Regions from separate parts of the Mus musculus genome. Here region 1 is linked to region 2. A link is a contact called in ENCODE Hi-C or POLR2A ChIA-PET data. All regions are on one chromosome and are shown on one strand. Each heading gives the region's core, a stretch centred on a gene start or an enhancer-like site at or near the end of the contact. The rest is flanking DNA. Distances are from core to core; before and after follow the strand shown.

The links. Hi-C counts contacts between places; a loop is a spot of excess contacts on that map. ChIA-PET counts read pairs that join two places held with the same protein, here RNA polymerase II (POLR2A).
Region 1: a map of heart shows a loop between it and region 2 (4-fold over the local background). The contact joins the promoter of Nup133 here to the promoter of Abcb10 in region 2. A Hi-C loop is called at or near these places in 5 of 37 maps with a recorded cell type or tissue (all heart). POLR2A ChIA-PET finds 5 or more read pairs at or near these places in 4 of 5 experiments (Patski and embryonic stem cell).

The regions. Positions count from the first base shown.
Region 1 is chr8:123,946,999-123,951,440 of GRCm38, reverse strand. It overlaps Nup133 (nucleoporin 133), which reads left to right and starts at 2,176. Exons shown (of 26, transcript NM_172288.2): 1 at 2,176-2,443. The coding sequence starts at 2,265.
Region 2 is chr8:123,980,257-123,984,859 of GRCm38, reverse strand. Abcb10 (ATP-binding cassette, sub-family B (MDR/TAP), member 10) reads left to right here and starts at 1,738. Exons shown (of 13, transcript NM_019552.2): 1 at 1,738-2,458. The coding sequence starts at 2,047.

The DNA of each region.
Region 1 (4,442 bases), core at 927-3,426, 34 kb after region 2:
TTTGACGCTAGATTCTCTGCCATCAGGCTAGCTGGCCCTAGAACTCTAGGGTAGTTTTATTTCTGCATGCTACATGCTTGGCTTTTATTTTGGTGGGTTTTTATTTTAAATGTGTCAGGTGCTTTGTCTGCATGTCTGCCTGCAGACCAGAAGAAGGCATCAGATTGTGAGCTTCTATGTGCGTTCTGGGAATTGAACTTGGGACCTCTGGAAGAACAGCCAGTGCTCTTAATTGCTGAGGCATCTCTTCAACCCCTTATTTTGGGTTTTTTTTAAAAAACATTTATTATGTGTCTGTGAGTATATGCCATACCTGTGCAAGCCAGACAGTTATGCACACCTCCAATCCCAGTGATCAGGAGGCAGAGGTAGGTGGATCTCTGGAGGCAGGGTTTTTCTCTGTGTAGCCCTGGCTGTTCTGGAACTCACTTTGTAGACTAGGCTGGCCTCAAAGTCAGAGGTCCACCTGCCTCATAATGAGCAATTCTAGACAATCTGAAGCAGCCCTACATCCCACACCCGGGATTAAAGTGAAGACATATTCTTATAACATTTCTGTGTTTAAAGAAACCAAAATTCAGCCGGGCGAGGTGGCGCACGCCTTTAATCCCAGCACTCGGGAGGCAGAGGCAGGCGGATTTCTGAGTTTGAGGCCAGCCTGGTCTACAAAGTGAGTTCCAGGACAGCCAGGGCTACACAGAGAAACCCTGTCTCGGAAAACCAAACCAAACCAAAACAAAAAAGAAACCGAAATTCTCCTACACTGCACTTTGCAAGAATTAAAGGCTCCATTACGCATGCGCACGTTTCTCCTGGACTGTGGACTGGAAAGCTGCTTTCTCTCATCCTTAGGGCAGAGATGACTCCTCCCTTCCATGTTCTCTCTCCCCCTACCCCCTCCCACTGTATTTACTTCTGATATGCCTAACAACCTTGTGTCCATAATGGTCTCTCAGGTAATTGGGTTTGTTTGTTGGCATTTGAGACAGTGTCTCATGTAGCCCAGGGTGGCTTTGAACAACTTCTGGTCCTACAGAGATTATAGGTGTGTGCAGCCACACCTGGCTCAAGTAGCTACTTCTAAATGCTTTTCTTTTTTTTTCCGAGTTCAATTCCCAGCACCCATGCTAGGTGGCGCACAACCCCCCTGTAACTAACTTCAGAGTCCAATGCCCTCCTTCTGGCTTTCTGAGCTCTTAAAAGATCAAAACTGCCCCAAGGAACTCGATGCCTCTATCAGCAGGAAGTAGTCTACGGATATCGAAGCCCCCTTTTCCTCTAGCCTTCTTTCTCCTACCTAGTGTTGGGGGGTTGAGAGGGAGACAAGTGGTAGAAATAGGAACCCATAAAGTGGTCAAAAGTCTGGCTACAATGTTGTCTAAGTGGGACACAATGAAAAAACCGAAAAGGAAAGGCCACCCGAAGTAACAAGGGACCTCACAAGTTCAGCAAGGGTCCCTGGGCAGTTATCAGCCCTGAATATTTACAAACTCTAGTACAGCCTCGGGCTAATCTCAGTTCACTGTTTAGTAATGTGGGGAGCAGAATGGAAAAGACACCCCCATACACACACTACGGTCTTCCGAAACAGCCGCAGAGGACTAACAGAACTGTGTGCACGCCTGCTATCGGCTTCTACTAGGGTCTGGAACTTCAGGGGCAGCGATGAGAGTGAACATGCCCGGGGACTGGGGGCACTGTCATTTCCGAATCTCCGGCAGTAGGACAGACCCATCAAAATGCAAGCTGTGCCTGGAAAGCAAAAAGCTGCAACCCGCTGCAGAGCCCAGACAATCGAACGAAGAACAAGCCTGAACCGATCTGAATTAGGTTGGGAAAAACTGTGAGCACACCACCGCCGCCCAGAGCGCGACTTCCTCAGCTCCGCCCACGGGCGCCTCCTTCCCCAGCCCACGCTCGCCGCGGAGGGTCAGCTCCAGCCGGAGACCGGCGCTTCTGGCAAGCTCTCGGTCCGGAGCACTGGATCCACCGCGGTGAATCGGGTCGCAGGACTCCAAATCGCCTGCCCCGCCCCTCCCCGGTACTGGATGTGACGTCAACAAAGCGCTCCCAGTTCCGACCTTGCCCCGAGTCTCGGCGCCGATCTTTGACGTCATTGCCATGCGCCTTCCCCTCCCTACTCGCTGAGCGCCCCCTTACGTCATCTCTAGGCGCCTTCCCGCCCCTCAGGTGTTCAAGCTCCGGGCGCGCGAGGTTCTCGCTATTAGCCCGCGAGTGCCGCTTCCTCCACGCTCTCTGCAAACATGTTTCCGAGCGTCTCCTCTCCGCGAACCCCAGGGCCGGGGACCCGACGCGGTCCGCTAGTCGGGATCGGGCCCACGTCCACGCCTAGAGCGAGCAGGAGGGGTCTGTCTCTGGGATCTGCGGTTAACTCGCCCGTGCTGTTCTCGCCCGCAGGCCGGCGCAGCTCGGTGAGCTCACGGTAAGTGGGGGTTCGGGGACCAGCGGGGTCCGCTCCACAGCGGGGAGGTGGAGCCTGGCAGTGGGGTAAGCTGCCGCAGAGTTCGAAAGTACTTCTGGTCATTCTCGCGTTTTATTGTCGCTGCTTAATGGTGGCCCTCGTTTTGCCCGTTCTCTGTTTAACTCTTTATTGGACCCATGGATTCACTCTGTCTCCGCGCTACAGAAAAGAATGAAAGAACCTTTTGAGCACTACGCTTGCAAGGTAGGAACATACTTCAGATTATTGTAAAGATTAAAAAGTCATTTCTTTATTATGTTGACACAGGTCAGTGTCGGGCTGCTGTTTGTTTAAAGTTGTGGTTTGACTCTGTGGCGTTTGACACGAGTAACATTTGGTCTGGTGTAGTCTTTTTGTGATATAGTGTAGGAATGCAGCCTGGAACTCAGTCCTGTCCACTTTGGGACAGCCCATGCTACGTACCCTAGGCTGACTTTGCTCAATCCACTTTTAAGATTCTTCTATTTCAAGCATGCAGTAGCTTGTCTGGCTACCATCATTTTGTTTAACACTTCCAGCTTTAAGTCAGGATCTCAGCATCTCAGGATTCAGTACACCTATCTGAGTCATGGTAAGAGCCTACAAACCTGGCAAAAATGTTTTCTCAGTGCCTAGCAAATGCTTATTACTACATACTGATTGGCAGTTAAAGGACTTGGGCCACAAAATGTGATGGTTGTGACTAGGTTACATAAAAGCACTTTGTGTGTGTGTGTGTGTGTGTGTGTGTGTGTGAGAGAGAGAGAGAGAGAGCGTGCTTCACTAAAGATGCTGGTGTGCTGCCAAGTCCACATGTATAGTAGAATTGTTACCCTCCTCAATGTAATTAACACGAAAATTCAGAATTGGGTTACCTTTTTCTAGAAGAATTTCTTCTGTTCATCTTTCAAAAGTGAATTTCTGGGATGGAAAGATGGCTCTGGGGATAAGAGCACTTGCTTTTCGATATCTATCTATCTATCATACAATCATATATATATATATACACATATATACACACACACACATATATGTATATATGATGGGTTAAAAAGATAGTAAGATGCATATATGTTCTGATACATCATTTTTGCTCAAAACAAACAAAAAAACCAGTAAATTAATCTCAAAAGTACCTGACAACTATTGCCTTAAAATTATTTTAAAAGGTATTGCTGGACATGGTAGTACACAACTTAAAATCCTAGCACATGGAAAGCTAAGGTAGGAGGACCCTGGATCAGAGCTAGTCTTGGCTATATAGTTCCAAAGCAACCAGAGACACACAGTGATGTGTGTGTGTGTGTGTGTGTGTGTGTGTGTGTGTATGTTTGTGTGTATGTTTGTGTGTGTGTGTGTGTGTGTGTGTGTATCTTAAGTGAATTTTTTTCTGCATGAAAACAGGAAATACTGAGTCTAACAGAGACTTATGATTAAAATGTATGAACCTACAAGTCTTGTGATAATTCAGAGAGTAACTGTGATGCTGAGAGCACACGTGGGACCCTTGTTTTTGTTTGCTTGTTTTTTGAGACAGGGTTCTGGAACTTACTGTGTAGACCAGGCTAACCTCAGGCAGATATCACAGAGATCTGCCTCCTCTCTGTGCCTGGCTTTCACTTTATTGTTTAAGAAGAACCCTTCACAGTACTGACCTCAGAGGCAGAGGTGTACTCACTTCTAATTTCTGAACTCAGATGACTCAGGCATGGTGGTTAGTTTTTTGTGAACACAAACTAGAATCATCTGAGTAGGGGGGAGCCCAATTAAGAAACCCCCACCCCCACTCCTGAGATGACACAGTGGTTAAGAGCACTGACTGCTCTTTCAGAGGTCCTGAGTTCAATTCCCATCATCCACGTTGTATCAGCAACAGCTTACTCATATATATAAAATAAATAAATCTTTAAAGAAAAGAAAATGCCCCCATAGGCTTGCCTTCAGGGGTGATTTTCATGATTGGTGATTGATGTAAAAGGGC
Region 2 (4,603 bases), core at 489-2,988:
TACCAAGCCATTTCATAGGCCTTCATTTCGTTCTTTGTTTTTGAGATGGGGTCTTGTTGTGTCTTAGGTGGCCTACCGTTCTCTCTGTGGCCAGATTAGCTTTGAACTCATGGCAATCTTCCTGGTTCAGCCTCCAGGATGGCAGTACCTGTAATCCCCGAACCCGGAAGACTGAAGCAGGAGGATCACTCAAAACCCCCTTACCCAAAACAAAACAAAAAACAGAAAAACCCCAACAAACAGAAACCTGAGTTCAAATCCCAGCACCCACATGGTAGCTCACAATCATCTGTAATGAGATCTGATGCCTTCTTCTGAGGTGTCTGAAAACAGCTACAGTGTACTTACATATAATAAATGAATAAATCTAAAAAATAATAACAATAATTTTCAGAAAGTGGCTACTCTTGCCAGCCTGGAGGCCATTCCTTCCTTAACGATGCTCAGCTGGGGTCCAAGAGGAAGGAACAGGAAGTGCTCCTGGAGCTTGGGCAGGAACCTGGGTCCTGCTGAGTGTGGCTGGGGTGTAGTTCACACTGTGACTCCCTGGGGCTTATAATTCCTGCACTGATGGGAAGAAAACTCAAGTCTTCTTGGGCCTCAGGGCTGGATTTTAAAGGACATGCCTGCTTCCCACATCTCCAATTTGCTCAAGGCAGACTTAACCTCACTCACGGTGTTGTTCACCCCCTCCACCTCGTAACTTCACATGTAGGTGAGGCCCTTGTCTGAGTGTGGAAAACATACAACGATGCTGAGATCTCAGGAGCCAGACAAATATGAAAGATTCTTATGTTATTATTTTTACTGGGCTTTTTGAGACAGGTTTTTTTCCTATGTAACCCCTGGCTATCCTGGGACTCTCTATGAGACCAGGCTGGCCTAGAACTCAAATAGATCCACATTTACCTGCCTCTGCCTCGATTCAAGGAGTGCTCAATGTCTGGGCCAAACATGAGGAAAACAAAACAGAAAGCAGATAAACAAATTACAACCAGCTGCTAACTGCTTGGTTTCCTTTCTTTTCTCTCTCTCTCTCTCTCTCTCTCTTTCTCTCTCTCTCTCTCTCCCCCTCTCTCTCCTTTATCTGTGTGGACTCAGGGACCTGGTGCTCCTGAACTGAACATTGCACTACCCTCCCACTCCCTATTTTAATAAATGACTTTTCCAGGGTTGGAACTGGGGTATTATGCATTTGAAAAGTCTGATGTTTTGTCCCTTGATTCCCCCCCCCCATTCGTGTTGGGTTTTAGGAATATATTGAACTAAAATACTGGTGTTGAGGTTGTTTTGCAACCTCCCCCCCCTTTTTTTTTAAAGGCAGGGCTCACTATGTAGCCCAGGCTGTCCCGGAACTCACTCTATAGACTAGGCTGGCCTCGAACTCAGATCTGCCTGTCTCTACCTCTTATGTGCTGGGATTAAAAGCGTGTGCGGCTGAATTCGCTCTGGTCGAGTGAACTATCTAGGAGTCCACAAACTCTTCCCCCTTCCTCAACCTAGGCCTCCATAGGATACTCCCGGCCTGCCGTCCTTAAGACCACTGCTCTCGGGGTCACTTCTACTCTCCGGGCCTCTGCGGCACCTCCTGCATTGCACAGTTCTCCAAGATGTGGAGACTCCTTGGTCTGCCGACCGCACGAAGGCGAAGGCACCCAAAGGTCTCAAGCAAGAGACTCAGGTCGTAAGGGGCGACCTGAGTGCCGCGCATGCGCACTCCGCCAGTGACCGGCGAGAGAAAGGGCTCGGACGCTCCAGGTTCACAAGTCGTGGAGGGCGCAGGAGAGCGAAAAAGCTTCCGCGTGCGGCTGGCGGGCGCAGGCGCTGGCGACTGCCTGCCGGACAAGGCACTGCCGGGGAGCTAGCGGCTGGTCGCCGCCCAGGGGTGGACCCTACGCGGCGGAAGGCGCGGCCCGGGCGCTGGCCCGATGGGGCGGGAGGGGCGGGCCGCTGCTGCGTCCCCGCCCTGTGCTCGGGCCGGGCGGGGAGGGTCCCGGGGCGTGCGGCCCGGCCGGTTGGTGAGACTGTCCGGGCAGACGCAGCGCCATGCGCGCCCCTTCTGCTAGGGCGCTACTGCTGATTCCGCGTCGGGGCCCTGCCGTGCGAGCGTGGGCCCCGGCCGTCTCCTCTCGGATATGGCTGGCTTCTGAATGGACCCCGCTCGTACGCGCGTGGACCTCTCTGATCCACAAGCCGGGTTCGGGCCTCCGCTTTCCCGCGCCCCTATCCGGGCTGCCTGGCGGCGTGGGGCAGTGGGCCACCTCCTCGGGGGCCCGCAGGTGCTGGGTGCTGGCAGGACCCCGCGCCGCACATCCCCTGTTCGCCAGGCTCCAGGGTGCAGCTGCCACCGGTGTGCGAGACCTTGGGAACGACTCGCAGCGGCGTCCCGCGGCGACCGGGCGCTCAGAAGTATGGAAGCTCCTAGGGCTGGTGCGCCCCGAGCGCGGGAGACTGTCAGGTAAGAACCTGGGGGTACTAGTGGGCCAGTGGGCGGCCGGTGGGCCTCGGCCTGGCCTTGGCCTTGACAAGGGCGATCAAGTCTGCTGACACCTGTTGGAAAGCTATGGATGCTGGCTGGCACTCCCCATCTGAGCCTATTACTAGAATATTTGGTCCCTATCAGCTTGTCAGCATCTGCTTTGGGGCATTCTCTGAATAAGTTAGAGTTTCCTCCTTTAAGAAAAAAAAAAAACAGGAGTTTTGCCAAAATCATGTCTACTTTATAGTATACATTTATAATAATAGTAGTAATAATAATAACATCGCTAGGGTTACACAGTATCAAGCAACCACCAAAATTTCCCAGAATGAAGTGGATCACTGTGAGCTTTGTGCTGGCTGTCACCTCCCTAAGTGGTGACTTGGTCAGGACCAGGCACTGGCCACAGCATAAAAGAACTAGACAGTAACTCAGCCGGATAGACAAATGGCTTTTAAAGAGAAATCAGAATTGGCTGGGTCTAAGTGACAATATTCTGTAACTCCCACATGTCTGGCAGTCGGTGCAGGCAAGGCTGGTTGGAGCAGAGCCATCCTGAGAGCTAGAGCTCTAAATCTCCATTCCTTCTGTGAATATGAACTGTGCCCTCCTCCTGTGGGTTCGATTACCTTGGGAAGCTGACATGGAGTCCTGCTCCTGGGAATCCCTGCTTAGCAGGCAGCGAAGTGTTTGGATCAGAGATGAAATGGGATAGGCATGAGGGTTTTGCAAAAAGGAAAGACTTTGCCACACAGTTCTTGAAACAGGCAGGACTTCAAATAGGTTGTTGGGTCCCTTGCTGTACAAATTACTCTCTTTGGGGGCTATTGGGCATGGAGCAGGTTGCCTGTGGAGCAAGGGCACAGGGGACTGCCATCTACGAGAATCAGGAAGTTGTTGTGACCTTAGTAAAAGAAGACAGATTTTACAATGGTTGTGGATTTCAATGGAAAAAGTCATTGTCTTCTTTGCTATCCTGTAAGCTTTTTTTTTCCCCTCTGTATTTTCCTTAATCTCTTTAAATGAATTATTTACTTTCATCATATGAACATTTATTTTTGTTTTATATTATGTGCCTGCATGTATGTCTGTGTGAGGATGTCAGATCCCCTGGAACTGGAGTTATAGACAGTTGTGAGCTGCCATGTGAGAGTAGTAGGGATTGAACCCTGAACTCTGGGTCCTCTGGAAGAGCAACCACTGCTCTTAACCACTGGACCATCTCTTCAGCCCCCTCCTCTGTGTTTTATTGAGACAGGTGTCATGTAGCCCAGGCTAGCCTCAAATTCATTATGTAGCCGAGGATGTCCTTGAACTCCTGATCTTCTTGACCATCTCCCAAGTGCTGGAATTATAAGTGTGAGCCACCAAACCCAGGTTTAAAAGATGTCCATGGGAAGTGGGGGAGGGCACAGGGAGGAGCAGACAGTGTGCACGGAGGAGCCTGAGACTCTGGGCAATTGTGTGCAGGCTGTGAGGGGCTGAGGCAGGCACCTAGGCTTCTGCTTCTGAAACTTAAGATCTCAAAGTTGTGGAGAATCAGGCTTTGCTGATGCCACCTAGCCCTTCCCTGTCTGCCTGTACCTGTCATGTCTGTGACCTGCCATCTGGCCCCACTTGTCCTGCCCTGCCAGCATGCTGTGGAGTCTGCATTAAGTAAGTCAGAACAGGAACCGGCTTCCATCATCCGAGCTGTCAGTCTGCCTCACTGAACCATCAGATGTGTGGCCTGAGGGACAGACACACTGCCGCCGACAGTAAGGGTTTTGTTTCTGAGTCAGGGTCTTGCTCTATAGTCCAGGTAGGCCTCCAGCTTGAAATCTATGCCTCAACCTCCCAAGTGCTGGGAATTCTTAAGGCTTCCTAAGGAGGTAGTAAATATATTCTGTCTCCAGGAAAGCTGAAGAAGAGCTCTTAGATAGCTTATCTTTTCTTCAGAAGTCATGGCAAAGCTGGTCTGGATGTTGGCCCTGGTGGGAGTAAAAGGAAGTGGTGGGGCCGTTAATTTGTAATAGATCATGCTAAGGGTTGGCACATCTTTGAAATGCTGGGGAAACAGAACTGTTGCATAGGTTTTCGTCTGTCTGTCTGTCTGGTTTTTGAGACAGGAGATCACTTTATAGC